Regions from separate parts of the Homo sapiens genome. Here region 2 is linked to region 1. The links are chromatin contacts, found by Hi-C or POLR2A ChIA-PET in ENCODE. All regions are on one chromosome and are shown on one strand. The core of a region is the stretch at or near the end of the contact, and the rest is flanking DNA. Distances in the headings are between cores, read along the strand shown.

Region 1 (5,718 bases), core at 1,148-3,647:
AGACTACACCTAGACCCGTCTCACGTGGGAAAACTGGTCACGTTGTTGTTAGTTATAATGCTTGTAAGTACATTTGAGCTTTCTGTTGTTGTTGAGATGAGGTCTCATTCTGTTAACCAGGCTGCAGTGCAGTGGCACAGTCCTGGCTCACTGCAACCTCTACCTCCAGGCTCAAGCTATCCTCTCACCTCAACCTCCTGAGTAGCTGGGACCACAGGTGCACACCACCATGCCCAGCTAAATTTTGTATTTTTTTTTTTTTTTTTTGCCACGTCACCCAGGCTGGTCTCGAACTCCTAGACTCAAGTGATCCACCCACCTCAGCCTCCCAAGTGTTGGGAATACAGGCATGAGCCACTGTGCCTGGCCATTTGAGCATTTTTTGAAAAAACAATTTTTGTAAACTTGTATTTTGTCATTTTCCTTGAACATTCCAACTTTCCAAGTTCCCTCCCACTGAAGGCTGCTGGTTTGGCTTGTTAGCCCCTCTGTATGAATTGTTCTTTTGTCACAGCATTAAGTCTGTGAGGGAAACTAGACAATTTTTTTTTTTTTTTAAACAAAGTCTTCCTCTGCTGCCCAGGCTGGAGTGCAGTGGTGTGATCATAGCTCATTCCAGCCTCCAAACCCTGGGTTCAGCCTTCAAACAGCTGGGACTACAGGTGCATTTGCATTTATTCAAATATTATTTCCTCAGAGAAGGGTTCTCTGACTAAACTATCTAAAATAACCCCACTCTAGCCTTTCTTTCTTTCTTTCTTTTTATTATACTGTTAACAAAAATCGACCTGGTAAAGTGGCTCACACCTGTAATCCCAGCACTTTGGAAGGCCAAGGTGGGAGGATGGCTTGAGCCCAGGAGTTTGACACCAGCCTGGGCAACATAGTGCGATCGTGTCTCTACAAATAATAATAAAAAAAAATTAGCAGGGCATGGTGACGTGCACCTGTACTCCCAGCTATTCGAAGGCTGAGGTGAGAGGATTGTTGAGTCCAGGATTTGGAGGCTGAAATGAGCTATGACCACACCACTGCACTCCAGCCTGGGCAGAAGAGCAAGACTTTGTTTAAAAAAAAAAAAAAAAAGTCTAGTTTCCCTTGCAGAGATAATGAAACTTGGCCAGTAACCTTTGGTAAAACCATTATAACTCACAATTTCCCCTTTTCCTATTATAAAGTTTAGGAACTCTGCTTTAATTTGTATTGTCACTTTATCTACATTTTACTATCATTTTCCATATTTGTATTTTGCTATTATCACATATGTGATAACTGAACCCAAAACTCCTTTGCATTTTCTGTTCCTGTGACTGTCTCTTTCCATTCATAATTTTATAAAATATGCACAAGGATTTAACTGCACCTTTATAGGTTTTTTATTTTATACTTTCTGTTTTTTTTCCCTAGAACATGCAAAGATCTCACTTAGTGCTTTTATGGTAAGAGTTTATTTTGGGTAAAGCTTTAAAAAAAGTATAAAATGCTTTAAAATATTTCAATGAAAGATTATAGCAGATAAGCAGGATTAATTTAAAAAACAAACTATTTGGGGATCAGAAGTAGTTGTTTAATAGGATATAGGTTTAGAGTTCCCAAAAGATATCTTACAACTAAGGAAATAAATATAAAGATAGCTCTAAAGGGTTAGATAACTATTACACTGATGTTAAACAAATACCATGCTTACTGGAATTAAACTTTCTAGAAGTAATAAGCTTAATAACTGAATATATAGTTACATTGTTAGTACTGAGAATGGAAGAAGTGATCCAGAAATGATTGCATTTATTTCACTTTTACTTCCTCAACTTTTTGGATTATATTCAGCCAATATCTATTTAAGGAACTGCTTTGGAAGGCCCTTATGTTTTATGCAAGGCACTGCTATTTTCCCAAATGAATAGAATATCCATTCTCCAGCTCCAAGTTTCCATGACAATAAAAACAAAACATTCATCAGCACCAACTTGGTATTTTATGGCAAATGCAGCTGCAGCTTATAACAGTTCAATCTTTATCCCAACTCATTTCTGCCTAACAGAGGCACTATATTTCTCCAAATCAACTGAATTATTTTTACAGTGATTTTCCCCACCGCAGACCTAAACACTAACAGTGTGTTACACCATCTCTAATTATCATCCACTCTTCCCAATTTCACGCCAAATACAATGAAAGGTTCCCAAATGTTGCTAAGAGCACATTTGATTTGTGAAATCTGAAAGCTCAGTTGATTTAAGTATTACAGCTTTAGAGGAATGTATAATATTTAAGCTTTCATGATTAACTACAAAGAAGACAGAATTTTGGAAACGAAAGACATTCACAGCAAACAAAAAGCTAAATTAAAATCAGTCAGATTATGGTAAGACAGTGCCCCCTTGTGTCTTGGTATTTCTGCCTTGACTAAATCCGGTATTCATTTCCTTAGAGTTCTATAATATAAATTTGAATATTTTTTGTATCACAGAAATAAATAGAACTTGATAACTCTCCTAAGACAAAATCCTAATTTAAAACAATATGAATACACTGGCTATTAAATATAAGTGATTTTTACATGAATACTCTGTAACATGGTGAAAATGTAACAAATTTGTATATCTAGTAATTTCATTTTAAATTTCACATTTAATTTACTATTAGTGAGAGATGTTGACAAAGTTTTAAGAATGAAAGAAAAACCTTGCTACTATCAGTTACATTTTCCTTTGGTATTGGTTCTCCTGTGTAACCACTTTATGCTAGTACTGGTTACCCTCATTATTACCCTGGGGCAACTAATGAGTTTGAGGCTTTACACAGAGAACAAGACTGTATTAAATAGAAGAAATTAACATGAAATCTTAAAGGGTATATGTAATAACAATATGAGTAATACCCTAAGTTACAAATAGCTTTAGAAATAAAAAGTCACATAAAAAACATCATTCATGTTTTTTAACTCCACTCAAAGTGTAATATTCAGATCAGAGGCAAGGCCATGAAGTTTGTAAAAATTCAGAATCTCGGGTACCATACCAGATGATCTGAACTAGAACTTGCATTTTATAGCAAGATCCTTGGATGATTCTTATAAGCAATAAAGCTTCAGAAACGCTGCTCTAAACTCAAAAGCCTTCCTACCCTCAACTATCACGCAGCAGGAGCAGAGTAGCATAAGGAGAGGCTGACTGACCTTTGGGCATAGAGTTAGCTTTTAGAGATCAGGTGGATTCAAAGAAAGAGAGAATCAGGAACAGCTCTAGGAAGGCATCCCTGAGTATATAAACTGAGGCTATGTCAGCGTGCTTACCAAAGTGACTCCTACACCAACTCTTTTTCCCTTTTTCATTCTCTAAAATATATTTTTTAAATGAACAGCTAAGATTCTATCAATCTGTGGTCAATATGGGTGACCAAGAAACTTCAAAAAGCAAATAATGTAAGAATTAGAAGTCCATCACTCATTATCAATGATCCCTAGTACACATTTTTTTTTTACATATTTCAAACTACATTTACTGTGCATTTTCTATCTTATTTCACACTCACCAATCCCCTGATAATCAAGTTTTATTATTCCCATTTTATAAATGAGAAATCATTTATAAATGAGAATCATTGAGGTCAACTAAATTACCAAAGGTCATAAATGTAGTGAAGGCTGAGCACACTGCTAAGATTCAGGTTCTGATTCCAAATCCTAGGTTCTCTGTACTGTAACACATTACCAATACTCATTAATGTAAATAAGCTTAATTAGATTGCCTTTCTCCCAATATTAGCTATGGACAGAATACCCTGCAGAATAACTTTAGAGCAGAAGACTAAAGCAGCACAGTAGCCCTGGGCATATGGAAATGTTCTTATTAAGATGTTTAAATGTTCTTAAATAAGGGATGTTCTTATTTTCTTTTGGCTCATCCATATTTTGATTTTCTACAATAAACATTGTATTTGATACAGGAAAAGTATTTTTAAATGCTCATAGTATATAGTATATTCCTTACAGATAAGCTAAAATCTTTAAAAGAATTCATGCATGTGAAGTAACCCATATAACATGTGCACAAAGAAGTTAGGTCTGCCAGGTATGGCAGCTCATGCTTGTAATCCCAGCACTTTGGGAGGTTGAGGCAGGTGGATCTCTAGTGCTCAGGAGTTTAAGACCACCCTAGGCAACATGGCAAAACCCTATCTCTACAAAAAAATTCAAAAAAGTTAGCTGGGCATGATGATGTGTGACTGTAGTCCCAGCTACTTGGGAGACTGAGGTGGGAGGATCACTTGGGCTCAGGAGGCGGAGGTTGCAGTGAGCTGAGCTCGTGCCACCACACTCCAGCCTGGATTACAGAGTGAGAAGCTGTCTCAAAAAGAGAGGGAAAAACAAACGAAGTTACGTCATTTGATGATTTGACTTACCCAATCATCAGTACAAAACGGTCACAAGTTTAGGAACACAAGTATAAGAAAAGAAAGCCTATAAAGTGTAAGAACTCTAAGTAATTTATGTAATTAAATGCTACTTGTTTACATTAAAAGCATTTACATTAAACAGTAAGATGTCATCAAATTATTTTCAAGTAAGTTCAGGAATACGCCCTGTTCTGGTCCAGAATGTGAACTTATTTGTACTACGCATCATCTATTTCTCTTTCTGTCACTTTCATTTTAAGAGTGAACAAATTCCAAAAGATAATCCTTAGAATGTGCCTCGTATCTATCCCTTTCTTTCTGCCCATAACAATCACCATCTCAGTTTAGATTCCTGTGGATGAACACATAAGCATTTGGCTCCCAACTGATACCCCTGCCTCTAGTTTCTCTTTGCTCCCATCTATCCATACAAGAACATCATCTTCATTACACTCCACTGTTCAAAAACTAATAGAAGTTTCCCAGTGCATGTGAAGGTGGATCAGGATATGCTATCCTAAAATATTACACTTTGGCATAAGAATTATTTTGTGCTGAAGGCATTTCAGTTTCTGAAATCCTTATCTGCCTAAAAGCAGAGCCTCCTAAAAGAACTCAATTGTCAAAAAAACCCTCCCCAGGAGCAACTCTAATCTCTCTTACTGGAGACAGAAGTAAGCACCACACCCAGAGAGACACTGTCACAAAGTAGCCTATCTCCAATCTATTATCCTAAAGACCCATTTATTTTTACAAAAAGTCATTTGCTTACCATAAGTGCCCTGACTTTTCCCTCTCTTTCTTCTACCAAGTTAGGTATACAAACTCCAAATTTTAAACAGTCTTTTGAGTAACTCGTCTCTGGGTACACTCATGTGTATAGGCAATGCACATGTGAATAAACCTCTGTCTGCCTTTCTCTTGTTAACCTATTGCCACACAAATGTACAGGGCCCCAGTCAGAAAACCTACAACCCAGCTTAAAACCTAAAAGATTTTTTTCCTTCTCTATACATGGAACACAAAATCCATTTTTTAAATATTCTGACATTGAGATTTCCACATTCAGGTTCAAAACAATCCTTTTTTGTTGCTGTTTCGGTTTAATTTTTAAAATGTCCCAAGCTTACATAAAAGTTGTTAGTAAATGAAACTTCCTCCCCTTAGTTATTTTTGAGAATAAGCAGCAGACACGATGCTCTACCACCCACAAAATACTTCGGTGTGTATGTGCTGATGTGTACTGTACAAATAAGCATGACAGAACCATCAGAATCATCTAATTAACATTTATACATTACTATCTTCAGACCCTGTTTG
Region 2 (5,718 bases), core at 1,226-3,725, 360 kb before region 1:
ATGTCCAGAATAGGCAAATCCATACAGACAGAAAGTAGACTAGTGGTTGACAAAGGATGAGGGAAAGGGGGAATTCAGATGAAAGGGGCTTCATTTAGGGTGATGAAAATGTTCTAGAATTAGATAGCGATGGTGGCTACCCAAATTGTGAATATATAAAAAACCACTGAACTGCACACTGTAAAATGCTTAAAATGAATTTTGTGTTATATGAATGTTATCTTAATAAAAACAAAAGAAAACAAAAAGAGTGCAGGCCTTGGAGTCAGCAGACCTGAATTGGTCCTGCTTGTTCTTCTCGAAACTTCAGTTTTCTCATTATTCTAAAAATGAATTGAGACATTATGCAAAGCACCTAGCAATGTTTCAGACACATAGTAAGACCTCAGTCAATGACCACAATACATTAAGGTTGGGTAGACAACAGTCACACACCCAGGACTTGAACCCGGTTCTCTGACTCCTTGCTTGTGACCTCTGCTAGTTGCTACCAGTTTCTTCCAAGTGGGGGCAGCAGCTTGAGGGAAAATTCCCCAGAGCCAGCCAGGGAAGGGAAAAGGAGGCCCCGAACCTGCCAGCTGGGGGCTTCAGCTACATCCACACACTCACCAAGACTGCATTTCAGGGGCTTCTATGAAACACAGCCTTAGGCCTTCCATTGTGCCTTTGCTTTGTTTTTTTAACACCATTCCTTAGAAAAATTCTTACAAAATGTTCCCCAGTTTCCAGGAGATAAAAGGAGCCTCACATCATATTTATAAGACACCACTTCCCTCACCATGAGAGCCACAGTCTAAGCTAACCTTGTGACCAGCATGTAAAAGTTCTGTTTATAGAACCCAACATGCCCCTGCAGTGCCGTTCGCCTTCAAGGAGCTGCTGGCTGGCGGAAGGGACTCCACCCAGACAATGCCCTGCTTCCAGCGCTCTGCGTCACTAGGAAAATATTGGGGGGTGGGAACCGGGTAAATGCAAGCGTTAGACTCCCAGTTAGAGTCGCTGTCACAGACAGACCACATGGCTTTACAAATGATTACAAATCAGCTTGCTGTCAGCACACACATGTCCAACAGGTTCAACAGGATTTTTGAAGAAAGAAGATAAACAAGCAGCCAAAGGCTCAATCTGGAAGCTCACAGGCCTACTCCAGTCCACAGTTCTGCCCTGCACCCCTGCCCGGAAGTCTTGTTATTTGTGAAAACGGATCCTTCAACTTTCCCATTTTGCTACCATATATCCATAAATGCTGAAAGGGTCTCTCCTGAATTATAAAAATCATGCCATTTTCAGAACTTAAATACAAATGCTGAGGCCAAGAACTTTCAATCCAATGGATGCTTCTCATTAGTGCTTCCTTGCAGCCCCAAACAAGACCAAATTTCCGTATAGAAAGCTGTCAACTTTTCCGTTTGCCCCACACTTCCATGGCCACAGGAGCGATGCTAAGCAGGGACTGGAGAAAGAAAAGGACATGGTCTCGGTAGGCAAGAGCCTGGGCCAAGACTGCTACAAGCGTTTAGGCTGACTCTGGTACCCACAGGGTTAAGACACCTGACAAGAGTGACCTTTATTATTTCCTCCTTTAAAGTAGTAGGCTGTTCCCTGAGACAGAGCTGAGCAGACCAGGCTCCTACAAAGCCCAGAGTGCCCTGGTTCCTCCTTGCAAGGCCAGGCTACCTGGGTCAATAGCCAGCTCTAACTGACTGGCAAGGGGAATGGGGCCAGAATAGAAACGTCCTGATCCTGGTATAGTCACCTGACCACTGTGAGGTTTTGTGCAAGTAACAACTTCTCTAAATCACAGCTCAGCTTTCTTAAAAACAGGGTGGCGTTACGGATCCATTCACTGCACGGATCAAGAAAAATGAAAGATAATGGTGTGAAATGTCAAAGGATGAGTCGCTATATACACAGCAAACAGTGTCCAGGAAGGAATTACTGTGTACCACCCAGAAGTTACAGAGCATAAATCACAGATTTCCTTCTATACAGAGGCCTTGAAGGAGGTGTGGTGACTTTTTGGCCCCCGTCCTCTTAGAGCAATTGTTTCCCAGCCATGCTGTTGGCAAGACTCTCACTCGGTCCCTCCTTTTCTGATGGAGAATAAAATGCCACCCCCTCCCTCAAAAGAGCTGGGACAGACAGAGTGGGAGGGATGGAGTAACCAAGTCTAATCCAAGACCTTCCCCAGGACTGCTCTAGGGCCAGCCCTCATCTGTTTTAAAAAGGAACCATCTTGGGGTGCTGACCAAACAGGCCCCATGAATCACTGTGAGGGTCATTAGTGCTGTTCACCTAATATTTCCAGTTCTTCTCTCCTCCAGGCACATGCAATGTGCTTCCCTGCCCCCTTGAAGTCAGGAGTGGCCATGTGATTAGCTTTGGCCAAGGAAATGCAAGAAGTGGCAGGTGACATGTCCAGGTACAAGCTCCAAGAGCCCATTAATGATCTACCATATCCTCCTCCTACCCCACTGCAGAGATCACCAACACCTGGGTCCCCCGGGGACTCAGGAACAAAGCAACCAACTCCAACCCTGCCATGACTGGATGTGAAGCATGAGCAAGAAATAAGCTTTTCTTCGTTAAGCTACAGAGCTTTGGAGGCTGTTTATTACTGCAACATCATCTAGCCTATCACATCACGTAAAGACCTACTATTATACTTGCAGATCCAGCCCACCTGGCTCACATCCATTAAAAACAAAATCTGGAGTTCATCACAAGCTTCATTCCCAAGGACAAGTGGGGCTGTAACAAGGAAAGAGCCTGGGCTCCCAGAGTCAGATAGACTTGAGTTTAAATCCTGGCTCAGCCGCCCATCAACCATGCAACTCTGAGCCCGTCAACTACCTTTTACTGAGCTGTAATCTCCTCCACTTTGAAAGGGCAATGATAGTACCTGACATACAGGGTGGTGGTGAGGATGAAATGTAATGTGTGTAAAGTACATAGCATGTGGCCAGGCGTGCACTGTGCACTGAGTAGACAGGAGTGATTCTGCTAACCCTCATCATCATTATCATCATCATCACCCTGCTTTCATCAATGATCAGCAGTGAACCCGGAGGCTCTGTTTCCTGCTCTGTAAACTGGAAGAGCAATGCCATGCCACTCCCAGCGTACTCAGCACAATGCCACGCAGGGCACAGGGGGCAGCTGCTCAATAACCGTGAATACCCATACCACCCTGATATGATTTGGCTGTGTCCCCACCAAATCTCAATTTGAATTGTATCTCCCAGAATCCCCACGTGTTGTGGGAGGGACCCAGGGGAAGGTAATTGAATCATGGGGGCCAGTCTTTCCCATCCTAGTCTCATGATAGTGAACAAGTCTCACGAGATCTGATGGGTTTATTAGAGGTTTCCGCTTCTGTATCTTCCTCATTTTCTCTTGCTGCCGCCCCATGTAAAATGTGCCTTTTGCCTCCTGCCATAATTCTGAGGCCTCCCCAGCCATGTGGAACTCTAAGTCCAACTAAACCTCTTTTTCTTCCCAGCTTCAGGTATGTCTTAATCAGCAGCATGAAAATGGATTAATAACACACCCCTTCCACTCCAAGCCTTTAGCCAGCCTGCCCTGAGCGAGCCCTGGAACACCGCAGGCTGATGAAGCTGCAACACCTGCCCCACACACAAGGGGGCCCAGTCCTCAACTGGTCCACTCTGAGCTTCAGGTTGCCCTCCAGGACCTATCTGATGAGAGTCCCACTCCCTCCACCCCTAGCCAGGTCACCTGCTGTCATTTACTGGACCACAAGCACTGCATCTGGCAGGGTACTCTGACCTTGGGGACCCCAGCCTGACCCCTAAGATACCCACATCAACCCAGGTGACTCGTGATTTTGAGAAGCCCTCTTGGGTATGAGTCACAGAGACTTGGCCCATCCCTGGGGCCACCTCATCAGGAGTAGGAGGAAGGCCCCTGCCAAGGCTCCTACTGACCTAACTATTGAGGATCTGGAGAGCCTGGCAGCCCCCGCCTGGCCCTGGCTTTGACAATTAATGGTGTTACAGCGAGGCTCTGCAGAGTAATAGACTTCACATCTAGGAAAATCTGCCATGTGCCACAAAATCCCTAGTCACACGCTAAAAGCATCCCACATGGTGCGTCCTTAGGCGGTAGCTTAATGAAATGCTATGCCTGGTACTGACATATTCCAACTGCACTGGGACCTCTGAAAGTGGACTAAATAGAAGGAACACTGGAGGCTGAGCAGGAGTGGGTGTCTTGGTCCCAGGGCAGCCCCTGGGTCGGTCTGTGACCTGAGGCAGTCACAACTTCTCCGAGCCTCATTTCCATGACTATAAAATGTCAGAGAAGAGAATCCAATTAAGGATTGAAGTATCCACCATTGATTATCTACAGTCACTGAATATACAACTTGAACAAGGTACAGTGCCATTTTTAAAGAGTTTAAAGTCCCAGAGAAAGTTCAACATGTTCATAAGTGAAATCTAAATAATCACTGCCTGAAGACAGGCTCATGAGCACACTGGTCTGAGGTCTCTAAGGTCATAGCCATCTCTGCAATTATCTGCATGGCAGATAAAGGTTATTTCCTCTCTCTGACCTACCAAAGTTTCCATTTCTCCAGATAAATTAAAACAGGCCTGTATTTCATTCATCTTACCCATTCATAAAGTCACAGAACATCAGCATTATTTAAGACACCAACTTTCTCAGGTTGAAACCCTAATTTGAATTTCTAACACTTCCTTCCACCTTCCCCCATATCTGTGGAAGATAAGCAGCCATTCAGCCTCTGCCCCGGGAGCTGGAAACACACTGCCTCTCAAAACAAGCCTTTCCATTTTCCCACAGCTCTCAGGCATGGAAACTCCTCCTTCACACTGAGCTGATGTCTGCATTCCTACAATATCACTGAGACCAACTGAGGATGGTTTAGTGTGTCCTTCCTCCAAACGAGAGCCTTCCAAAAACTTAAAACCCACCCTCATACCATCCTGTCTTTCTTTTCCTCTTAGGCTAAACTGTCCAAGGTCCTTCCTCACTCACTGGCAGGTTGTACTAAGTCTTCTCTCAAAGCATGGGGGCCAAAATCAAAACAACGCTCCCTGCAAGTTGGGCCTATCAGCATCCTGATTACCAACTGCTCTAGGCTCCTGAACATTCTCCCAGAGAACAGAATAGTCAGACCCCACACAGAGGCTAGAGATAAAACCTGGGGCTTGAACTAAAGACTACCAACCAAAGGAAGTCCCCACCACCTCTAGACACACAGACACCCATGGGACCCTTCCCAGAACTTCCCCCCTGTGAGTGCCGCTGCAGGATCCACGGTGGCAGTCAGGGCACTGCTGCTGGGGTCCCACTGCTGCTTCCATCTCTTCCTTAGCTGCCAGTCCCTTTCCTCTTTCCTCCCCATCTAGGGGCCTCCAATAACCCTCTGGCTCCTGTGCAGCTCTCGGATGGCTCCTAGAGGTCACCTCTTGCCCCAACCCCATCCCTTTTGCTGGCAAATTGTACCTTGACTTCTGGGGGAAAATCAGACAACACCCTTTTCCCTTACCCTCCTCCTGCTCCCCACTTCTTCTCTCCCTCTATGGCCAACACCCCGTCTCCACCTCTCAGCCCATCCCATGCCAGGCTATGCCTGGGGAACTGGACAATAAGCCTAACTCCCCACATTGCCGCAGGTAAGTTGCTGGTTGCACCCCCTGAGGACAGGGCTCTCTGCCTAGGCAGGCATCA

The links. A loop is a pair of places that touch in the nucleus more often than their neighbours do. ChIA-PET counts read pairs that join two places held with the same protein, here RNA polymerase II (POLR2A). Pooled maps may share reads with other maps.
Region 2: a map of chondrocyte shows a loop between it and region 1 (3-fold over the local background). The contact joins two enhancer-like sites. A Hi-C loop is called at or near these places in 1 of 168 maps with a recorded cell type or tissue (chondrocyte), 1 of 37 single-sample maps with no recorded cell type and 2 of 50 pooled maps. POLR2A ChIA-PET finds 5 or more read pairs at or near these places in 2 of 52 experiments (MCF 10A and activated CD4-positive, alpha-beta T cell).

The regions. Positions count from the first base shown.
Region 1 is chr15:57,143,251-57,148,968 of GRCh38, reverse strand. All of the region lies in intron 5 of TCF12 (transcription factor 12), which reads right to left. Among named protein-coding and RNA genes, the nearest start is that of SNORD13D, 130 kb to the left of the region's middle. Within about 2 kb of position 2,397, at least 3 of the 41 ENCODE cell types and tissues checked have a DNase peak (open chromatin) inside an H3K27ac peak, as active enhancers do.
Region 2 is chr15:57,501,433-57,507,150 of GRCh38, reverse strand. The region is part of intron 8 of CGNL1 (cingulin like 1); the gene reads right to left. Among named protein-coding and RNA genes, the nearest start is that of GCOM1, 88 kb to the left of the region's middle. Within about 2 kb of position 2,475, at least 6 of the 41 ENCODE cell types and tissues checked have a DNase peak (open chromatin) inside an H3K27ac peak, as active enhancers do.